2 separate regions of the Mus musculus genome follow, and region 1 is linked to region 2. Evidence: chromatin loops called from intact Hi-C (ENCODE). Cell type or tissue: gastrocnemius. All regions are shown on one strand. Each heading gives the region's core, and the rest is flanking DNA. Links, peaks and the distances in the headings are about the cores only.

Region 1 (5,384 bases), core at 282-5,281, 90 kb before region 2:
CAGATCTCATTATGGGTGGTTGTGAGTCACCATATGGTGGCTGGGATTTGAACTCAGGACCTTCGGAAGAGCAGTCGGTGCTCCTATCCACTGAGCCATCTCATCAGCCCCAGTTTCCATTTTTTAATGGAATAAAAAGATACAGACAACTGGTGAGAAGCATAATAATAAACTGCTCTGTATATTTATGAATATTTTGATATCTTCTAATTTTATGACATCTTCCTTATACTTTATTATATAGTACTCTCTTTTATAGATTCTACCCAAATGTTTATTAATTCTCATAAAATAGATGTTTTTCTTTTCATTCTTATATTTCTTTGGCTTTTATATTATTTAATGCTTTATAATATTAAATAGAAAATACAACAGGCATAAATTGATTTGGAAAAAAACACTGCTGACTCTTGTTTATGTTATTTGTATTTTGTTTCCTTTTAGGAGTTTCTGGAGTAGGTGATTGATCTTTCATAAAAGAAAAGTGACAAGAGATTAGCTTTGTGAGGAGGAATCTAAGTGTCTGAGGTCCATTGGCTAGAACCATTCAGTGGGAATCTGACATGGCTCTACCATGAGCTAGGGAGTCTATGAGGGCTGATAATGAAGGCTCAGGGAGAGAAGGGATCTGGTTAGAAGTCCAGAGGATTAGGATGAACGGTGGGTCAAGTCTAGAACTCTGGAGAATCTGAACATTGTGAAGTGTAGAAAGATTATCCTTAAGAAAAGAGAAAGACAAAGAAATGTTAGATATGTCAACTAGCACAAGCCCAACTGATTCCTAAGACAGCAACAGCCAGGTCCTCTGCAGTCAAGGTGAGGATTTCCAGAAGGACAGGGTCACGATGCTCCCCACCAATGGCTTTCAAATCCCGGTGCTTCTCTTTGAAAGAAGCCATCATCACACATGAGGTTTATCACTAGCTCATTCTTACCAGAGGTGCCAAGGCCAGTCTTTATAGATACATTCCTAACAGAAAGAGAAACAGTTTATAAGAATGTGGTATCTGGTTCTAATTCCTCAGTCCAATTCTGAGAGTTTATCATGTTAAAACCCACTTCTATAAAAATGCACCAGGGCACATCATACAAACCTTGTATTTTCTGCAAAGTAAATATCATGGTTTCTGATCCATTTTATGGTTAACATGTTAATAGAACTATTCCCAAACTGAGCATTTTTTTGCAAAATATTAGGAAAAGTCAGCAGCAAGATTAACTTCTTTTTTTTTTTCAAAATTTTTAGTATCTCATGCACCCTTTTTTCTCTTGCAAATATTTTCTAGTTTCTGACCAGAGTGACCAAACCTGAGTCATCACGAATGAGTCAGAAAAAGGGGAAAAGTTTGCTCCTGGGGGTCCTTGTTTTTCCAAGACATGGACACACCAACTTTAAGTAATTACTGTGCATTTTTATAACTAATTACTTTTCATTTGAAAGCCTGGAAGTAAAACATCTGTTTTGACAGGTGAGGAAAGTCCTTTCCGCATGAGTTTATGGAAGGGCTACAAAAAAAATAGGTGATTTAAGTTGATATATCTGTGAAGACAAATTATTGCTCTCCTATCAGAAGGGGATGAGACCACTGAAGAGAGCATGCCATCTGCTCCTATGCCTGCTAATGAAGTGTTTTATCCTAGGGAGGACACTAAAGCTCTTGAGCCTAGGTTAGCACTCTCTCTCTCTCTCTCTCTCTCTGTGTGTGTGTGTGTGTGTGTGTGTGTGTGTGTGTTTTGCCTCATTGCTATTCCTGATAATGGCTTGGCTTTGCAATTCCAAGTCAGCTTTCACGACTTCATTCCATACATACAGCATAGATTCTCAGTTAACTAACATTTATCCATCACTCTCTTCCTCAGGAAAGATGCTCATCACAAATAATTGGTAGCCGGAACGTCATCCTGGCATCTATGGCATCCTGGCATCTATGGCATCTATGCATTTCTGTCCCTATCAGTTTGTGCTGCACCTTTACCAAGGTGTTTGCCAGTTTTCTATTACTATACTGAGATGCCAGAGGCTAGTCCCTTACTATACTAAAATGCCAGAGGCTAGTCCCTTTTTTAAAAAATGCATTTAGCTCATAATTTGAGAGTGCAAGGACACAATACTGGCCCTGGTAAATGCCTCATGGGAGATGGCACCACGGTGGCAGGATGCCCTTGAAGAGCAGCTGTAACATGCGGGCACCACTAACTCACTCCACAAACACAGAGTAAATCTCTCTCAAGGATGCAATCCCAACTGCCCTGAGTCTGCCATAAGGTCTTTAGCATCATCACACTGGTGGCCAAGTTTCCAAAACAAACCTTGGCAGTTTGTCCTATTTATATTAATAAGTTATTAACCTCACAGAGAACACTAAGGAATTAATTCAGCTATAGCTTTAGTCTCACACTGGGCATGTCCGTCCCCTTCACTATGGTTCTTTGCAGACTTATAGTCATAACCGTGTATTTTATTTTCTAATTTTAGAAGATATATCGGCATGTAACTACATAAAAGCAGCCAGAGCCTTCACTGCTCTAACAGCACAGAAGTAGTCAAGGAATTCAAGGTATAAATCCAGCATTTGGGAAGCTGAGGCAGGAGAACTACTATTGTGAGTTCAAAGCTAGCTTGGGCTATATATCAAGTATGAATCGCGCTTGAGTTCTAGTGTAAGAGCCTCTCTCAAGAAATCAACCAACCAAGCAATCAGTGAAAAAACTAACAAACAACAATACAAAAGACAGGCGCAATGCTACCATGACTATAATCTCCACACTTTGGAGGCTGAGTCTGAAGGATTAGGAGTTTAAAGCCATCCTGGCTTACATAGTGAGGCTGTACAAATGGGGGGTGGGGGAGACAGAGACACACAGGGAGAGACAGACACAGAGCATGGAAGAGAGAGACAGAAACACAGAGAACAGAAACAGACACACAGAGACACACACAGAGAGACAGAGAGACAGAGACAGAGACAGAGAGACAGAGAGAAAGCCAAGAGGCAGAAAAAGACAGACAGACATATACACACACACTGAGACAGAGACAGAGATGAACGGAAAGACACAGAAAGAGAGACAAAGAGGAGAGAGAAAAAGCAAGAGAGAGTGATCGAGAGACAGAGACAGAAACACAGAGACAAACACACACACACACACCCGGGGGTGTGGGGGAGAGAGCATAGGGCTAAGGCTAGTAAGGTAGATGGGTCATTGGGTAAAGTACTTGCCACACAAACTTGATGAACCAAGTTCAATCCCTGAAACCCAGGAGAAAGCTTGATGAGGTGGTACACAGCTGTAACCTCAGCATTCTTACAGTGATCCGGGAGTCGAATAAATTGAACAGAGGCTCATGGGGCAGTTGGCTTGGAGGACTTGGCGCTGTAGAAACAAGAGAGAGACTCAACAAGGTTGAAGCAGAAAAGTGACTCCCAAAGTTGTCCTCTGATCATCACATGTACTGCATAGCACACGGGTGTCCCATCTCCAATAAGTTAATTAATTTAAATTACAAAGAATAATTTTAGTTAAGACAAAAAGACTAGAAACAAACTATACTAAACAACATCAATCAATACAAAAATAAGTAAGAGCATCTAAGCACACAGTCTCACATCATTTCACCTGATTTGCAGTTTTATCTCCCAGAGAAAACATTCCATAAATAAAAAAGCAGGCTGGAGATTATGTAGTGAAAGTAGTGAAAACAGCTGATCCATTTCCCACTTACCCTAATTAAATCCCTTCACAGCTGCCAGCCAACTATGCTATTGTGTGTTTCTAAAGTCAGCTTAAGTCAAGCAAAGCCTTCTGCCCTGATAGACTCAAGCACAAGCAACGCTAATGTAGTTGTGATAAAGCCATTAGACGTCAGGAATATGGCTGGCATCTGCTTCCACCCCTCTGTAAAAGCCCGTGCTGCCACAGCCTGCCAGGCTGAGAATACAAAAGTAGCCAGCCTTCTCTCTCTCTCCAGTGATCTTTAGTAGCTTTCTCCAGGGCTGTAACTGGAGGTGGAACAATGGAGTCTTTCAAGTAGAAGGAAAAGTAGAAAGAAAACGCCTGGCTGAGATACCCTTTCCCTCCTCAGTTTTGCTGCGAACACACTAAAAGAAACAAAAGCCAAGTTCCGCTGCCTTTCCAGTGGTCAAAAGGTATTTTAGAAATAAAAGAAAGAATCCTTGAGAATGGCTTTGAGTCTGTCTGTCCTCCAAAGGACTGTCAATGATAATAGGCATTAAATCTCTTCAGTGTCAGACATCCAAGCCCAGAACAGACCAGGGAAGCTCAGCTAGATTTTCTTCTAGAAGGCTGGAAATAACATCCATTAAGATGCCCGAGACCCCTGACGTCGCAGAAAATTCTCTAGGCAAAATCCTGACACCCTTGAGAGAGGTGAGTGTTCAGGCAGCTGCATGTCCACAACCTTCTAAACGTAATAACCTCATAAAATGAGCAGTCAGAGGCAGCAGCTTTCACACACTCAACTTCGAGATCAGGAGACCAGTCAGGGGAAGCCTTGGGGAGATTAGAAGCTATATTCTGCCAAACTCTTAGCCATCTCCAAGCCAGAAGTGTGCCTTCCTTCTACTCTGTCTGTCTGGGAGGCAGAGAGCAAGACTCTCCATGGCTGCTGTTTTTTTTCAAAGCCCTCACTAAATGCTTTAACCCAAGAGATGTTTCTTTAGCAAAGTGAAACACTATTTGTAGAAGCGCTGCTTACATCTGCACAGTAGTGTACCAACCAGAGAGGCACATCGGGGTTTATCCCTCATTGACTCAAGTCATTGTCACTCCCTCTCAAATAGATGTTGTCCCCACTGTGTGCGAGAGGAAGTGTGAGCCCCTCCGAGTATGAAAATGGGAGTCGGGGCCTCAGGAAAAGCAAGGTATTGTACAATCAAACTAAAACAGCAGTGCCCAAACTCAACCCAGTTTTCACCCAGTGTTATGTCAATCCCATAACAAATTACATTTAAATAACATGGGCAGCTGCATTTTACAAGAGGCAAACAGGACATTTTAATTCACTTTAGCTCATCGTATGCCATAGCAAAAGCATTAATCCAGAAGCATTCAGCTCAAGTGCTTCAGTGTGTAGGAGCAATGCTGTGTGCATGGGGATCTATTGGGAAAGTTAATTTTTAACCTCTTCAAGGATTTTAACCCAGAAGGATAATAGGGAGAGGCAAGAACTCCAGCTGAGCCCCATCCTCCTGACGGTCAAGTGGTAATAGATAACGTTGCTTTTAATATCGCTGATTTACAAGGCATAATAAATGTGTTTGGCTGTTCTTCCCTGGGGTTTATTCAAAAGTAAAAACAAAGGGACTAGTCACAAAGAATGTCTTTGTTCTCCATTAAGTTAGAAAACCAGACTGGGACAGTTG
Region 2 (5,384 bases), core at 140-5,139:
TTAAAACACTAAAACTAAATCATCTTTAAAATAAAGTTAAAAGTGATAGAAGACACTTGATATCAACCTCCAGCCTCCACGTGTACCTTAGCCCATACCCACATACAAACACCACACACACACACACACACAAAGATGAAAATGATAATTCAGGATGAGAGATGTGCCAACAGAAGAAACAGTAAGTGTAAAGTCTCTAAATCAGGACCTCACACAGCGTGTTTGTGGAAACGTAAAGAAGGTTGAGTAGCAGGTGCCCAGTGAGCAAGGATGTGAGCAGTAGAGTGTGACATTCTCTAAGGAAGACACAAATCATGCTTGGCCTTGCTCTCTAGAGTCCAGTGTCCAGTGATACAGAAGATTCTCTATCTTAGTGTGTCCTATACTACTATTAACATGGTCAGCTGAGCAAGTTATACAGAAAAGGGGATCATTTGAGCTCATAATTTCGAACAAGATTGAAAGGGAAAATCTGGTGGTAGCCTTTGTATTAGAAAAGCCCCAGGCAGAGTCGGGCATCATATAGAGACAGATAGGACATGGATAAGAAACCTTGCCAAGCTGGCTTCTAGAGCAGACTCTCAAGATAACCCATTAACCTAATAATCCATTAGATCACTAATCTGATAATCAGTCCATTAAATTATTCATGAACTTAGAGCCCTAACAACCTCTTAAAGGTCCCGCCTGATTCTACCTACTAATATTTCATAAGGGAGAGTAAATGTCAACATAGACTATGTTTGTTTGGATCCTAGGGGGTACACCCAGGCAACAACATGCTCCTTTTGTTGTGTTTTTAGGCAAGGTCTTACTGTGTAGCCTGAAACACACAGAGATCTGGCTGCCACTGCCTGCCAAGATCAAAGAAGCATGGGCTCAAAGGGCCCAATAACAAGGTATTTGGAGAATGCAAATTTTATTACAATAATAACAATCTTAATACATATTTGATGAACAGAATCAGAAATTCCATCCCACCTCCTTACCCCCCACCCCAACCCCCTCAGCCACCCTTCTCTATGTAACCACTGGCTGTCCTGGAACTCTGAGATCTGCCTTTCTTTGCCTCTGCCTCTGGGACAAAAAGGTGTGCAACACCACACCCAGGTAGAAATGACTTCCTTTAGGCAAGAAAACTGGATTGAAAATTCATTGAAACCACTCTTGTTGGTTTATGTTTGTGTTTGTTTCAGTTGGTTGCTTTCTTGGGACAAGGTCTCATGCCGCCCAGGATGGCCCTATCATATAGGTGAGAATGACTTCGGGTTTCTGATTCTGCTGCCTACAGCTTCCAAGTTTTGGGGTTACAGGAGCATGACACTGTGCCTGTTTTATAACACGTTTAATTTCTCAGCGCCTCTCTCCAAAAGTCGGAGATGAGAGGCTTATGATTTATTGGTTGATATAGTTCAGAACATCCCCATCTCTTACAGAAAGCACCACCTCCTTCTCTAGTGTCCCCTGCCTAGAGAACAAACTGTCCACAGTGTGGACAGAGCCATATCCTCCCCCCCCCCCCCACATCCTCAGAGTCATTTCTGATGTTCTCTCTGCTCAGATTACAGTGTGGCTTGTTCCCAGGAAAATGAGGGCTGGAGAAGGATGGGTGCCATTAATAACTCAGATGCCCTGGCACACAAAGCATGCATTGTTTTAAATCAAAAATGAGAGACACTGTTGCAGCATCAGTGGCTTCACACTGTACCGCTGGAGCGAGGAGAGAGAGAGACCTGGTGTAACTCTGGCCTTGAGCTCATAATCTTCTTGGTCTAGACTCCAGAGTGCTGAGATTAGAGGCAGGTGCCACCAAACCTGGCATAAGTGTCTGTCTTTTGAGGATATTGAGAAAATTTTGTCATATGGTGACATATGGCTAGTTAGATATTTATTTATTCTCCCTCCCTCCTTCCCTCCCTCTCTCTCTCTCTCTCTCTCCCTCTCTCTCTCACACACACACACACACACACATCACATACTTAGTTTGTTTTGAACACTGATAATGAAACAACTTAGAGTGTTAGCTTCATCTGAAACAACAAAAAGCAGGGCATTTACTAGATATATTCTGGACAAAGGCAGGACATAAGATTTAACTGTTTGACATGTAAAACCAAAGGAACCAAGCAACCATGACAGCACACGCCCTTCATCCCAGCACTTAGGAGGCAGAAGCAACTCAGTCTCTGTGAGTTGGGGCCCAGCCTGATCTAGAGTGAGTTCCAGACTATATAGGACTGCATAGTGGCCGCTGAGACCCTGTCTCAAAAAGAGAAATAAAAGGAAAAGTATATTTTGTTGTTTTGGAGTCTGTGTGATTAAGTCTTGTCCATTAGTCTTTCTGTCACTGTGGCAAAATGCCTGAAACACACAACTTCAAAGGACAAAAGGTTTCATTTGGCTCATGAAGTCAGAGGTTTGTCTACGAACACTTTTTCTTGGTGCCTTGAGCAGTTAAGACAAAACACTAGAGCAGAGAGTGCATGACGTAGGAAACTGTATGTGTCATAATGGCTGGGTAATAGAGAAAAGAAGAGGGGGAAGGGAGGGGAAGGAAGGAGAAAGAATCCAATGCCTCTTCAATGGCACATCCCAGAGAACTAACTTCCTTCCAGGAGAATACACCTCTTAATGGATCTACCCCCTAACTACTGCAGAATGGCAATCAAGCCTTTGGTATAAGAACCTTTGGGGAATACTTTAGATGTAAACTACAGCATCCTGAGAAGTAGAATGTTAACCACCTACTATCATAGACGTTCATCAAGTATGGAAGAGTTCTTAAAAAAAAAACAAACAAAAAGCAGATTCTTACTCTGTAGCCCTGACTAGCTTGTAACTCACTATGTTGAATGGCCTTGAAATCAAAGAGATCTCCCTGCCCCCGCCCCCGCCCCCGCCCCCGCCCCCGCCCCCCGCCCCTGCCTCCAGAATGCTGGGATTAAAGGCTGATACCACCATATCCAGCCCATGGAGCACTTCTTGGTTGGTTGCTTTATGAGCTTACTCATCGGTGATATAAAATTCCTGACAAAAGAACTTTACAGGAAGGAAGGGTTTATTTCGGATCATGATGCGAGGGCGCCAACCATCATGGTGACAGAAGCTTGAGGCAGTCGGGCATATGTATCTGCTCATGGAGGAGAGAGAAGGGTCCATTTAGGCTCATCTCATTGCCTTTTTTTTTGCTTGTGCCTGGGACCCCAGCCTTTGGATGGTACCACTCACATTCAGGGTGAGCTTTCTACATCATTTAATCCAGGTTAGAAAGTCTCTTAGGGGCTTGCCTCCCTGGTGACTCTACATCCTGACAATCTAACAGTTAATACTATCACCACAGCTGGGATCATAAGGGCCTTAATGGCCCTGCTCTGCCTCCTCTTAACAGTGAAGGGGGCTGACACAGCTGGGACTCCATGGAGAAACTCTCTCTCTCTCTCTCTCTCTCTCTCTCTCTCTCTCTCTCTCTCTCTCTCTCTCTCCTCTCTCTTCTCTCTCTCTGTCTCTCTCTTCTCTCTCTCTCTCTTTCTCTCTCCCTCTCTTCCTCTCCCTCTTTATCCCCCTCCTCCCCTCTTCCTGTCCCTCAAAAAAGTAGAAAGGAAAAACAACATAAAAAACAAACAAATAACAACAGTGAAGGATCAAGGCCTCATGGTCCAGGCCTTTGAGGTGCACTGCTCTGTAGTACTATAGCGTTGCTTTTCCACCAAGTGCATGATAGCCTCTGGTAATTTCCACATTATCCAAATGGGATTAGTAATTATGCCTCCATTTTAATACTCCTATGAGAATCGAAATATTACATGTAAACTGCTGACAATGGAATCAGTACAATATGTTTATCAAATGTTACCCACTGGTATTACAGTTCCTAGAATATGATGAGAGAAATGATGGACGACTTGCCTAGCCTGTGAATCTTAAGCAGCTTGCTTGTATCGTCTTTATAACTGTTGAAAAGGGGAGAAAAGAAGGGAGAAAAGAAAGGAAGGGTGGGTTTAAATATATGCCCAATTGTGACAGTGATTTTTAAAAACTTTTTGAAATTCTTTTATTAATTAATTAAAGAATTAATTCTTTGAGAATTCCATACAATTATTCGTATCATATTTATCTCCCAAACACCTCTCATATCCACTCTCCACATTCTAGTCTATTTACACAGCTCTGAGTTTTCTTCTTTCCACTCCTTATCTCCTAACCTCCAGGTTCCCCACTCCTGCACCAGTGAGTAGAGTTTGTGCAACCCAACTAATCTGAGAAGTGGGGACAGCCTTGGGGTGTGGTTGACCTACCAGAGGTCACATCATTAAAGAGATCTGACTCTTCTTGTCCCAGCAGCCATCAAATGTCACCAGCTCCTCAGCTGGTGATGGTATTTAGTGCCCACCTCCTGACGCCATGCTGGTTTTTTTTTTTTTTTTGGTCTGGCTTGAGCTTACACAGTCTTATGCATGCTGTCACATTCACTGTGAGTTTATATGTGCAACTTCTCTGTTGCATCTGGAAAGCCTTTTCCTTGAAGTCATCCTCTACCTCTGGCTCTTTCAGTCTTCCCCGAGGTGAGTGATATGAATGAACCCTTTAGAGCAGAGCAGTTTCACATTCTCTGAGTGTTGACCAGTCAGTACTTATCCATTGCAAGAACATCTCCTGTGAGTTTTGAAAGATGCACTGTGAGTTTTGAAAGATGCATTGTTAGAACAATGGGTATAGAAATAAGCCATTGGAAGGCATTTTAATACTATTCCTATTTAATAGAATAGTAACAGCACTTCCTTTCCTAGAGACTATGACCTATCCAGCAGTATGTTCTTATAAATATTAGGATTAACAGTTCTAGGAATGTCTACCATTTCATGAAGTAGATCTTAGATATAATCAGAAAGCAATTGGTTGCTATCATAACACTCATGCAACTATTAAAACAGTGGGCATATCTTGTTGGGACAGTCATTATTGTAGCTTGCAAGCTCCACAGCCTGGATATCACCTTCTAGCTGTGAACTAGAACTTCTGTGAAAGTTCTTTAGTAAGGACGAAGCTTCCAAATGGATACCAACCCACTTTTTCCATGTTCTATAAGTTCAGTATGACACGGCTTCAGCGATAGGATCTTACCATCTAGTTCTGAAGGATAACCAAGATTTTTTTCCACTTCTTTGAAATAGAATTTCAATGTACAGTCCATGGTGGCCTGAACCTTATAGTTCTTAAATAACAAGGATAACCTGTTGTGTGTAATTTTAAAAGCATACTACTGTCTTGCACGGGAGCTGCTGTGCTACCAACCCACTCCCTGCTCCCTTTTGCTCCACCCAGCTTAGCTCAGGGATCAGCCACCGTCAGCACTGACCCAGCTTTTCTTTCCTATCTGCCTTTGC

Evidence for each region. Peaks named below come from ENCODE experiments on the same cell type or tissue, not always from the same donor. Only the 100,000 strongest peaks of a DNase experiment are listed, where the experiment ranks them.
Region 1: it touches region 2 in a loop (1.9-fold over the local background); 4 of 42 quality-filtered maps call a loop at or near these places.

The regions. Positions count from the first base shown.
Region 1 is chr19:21,162,010-21,167,393 of GRCm38, forward strand. It overlaps Gm45918 (a long non-coding RNA gene), which reads right to left. Exons shown (of 9, transcript XR_877753.3): 9 at 3,092-3,375. Among named protein-coding and RNA genes, the nearest start is that of Gm32979, 27 kb to the left of the region's middle. RefSeq lists an enhancer at 2,408-5,384. In gastrocnemius, for the core only: no CTCF peak of the experiment used is centred there; a DNase peak (open chromatin) is centred at 2,159.
Region 2 is chr19:21,252,415-21,257,798 of GRCm38, forward strand. No RefSeq gene overlaps it. Among named protein-coding and RNA genes, the nearest start is that of Zfand5, 17 kb to the right of the region's middle. In gastrocnemius, for the core only: no CTCF peak of the experiment used is centred there; no DNase peak of the experiment used is centred there; H3K27ac peaks cover 357 bases.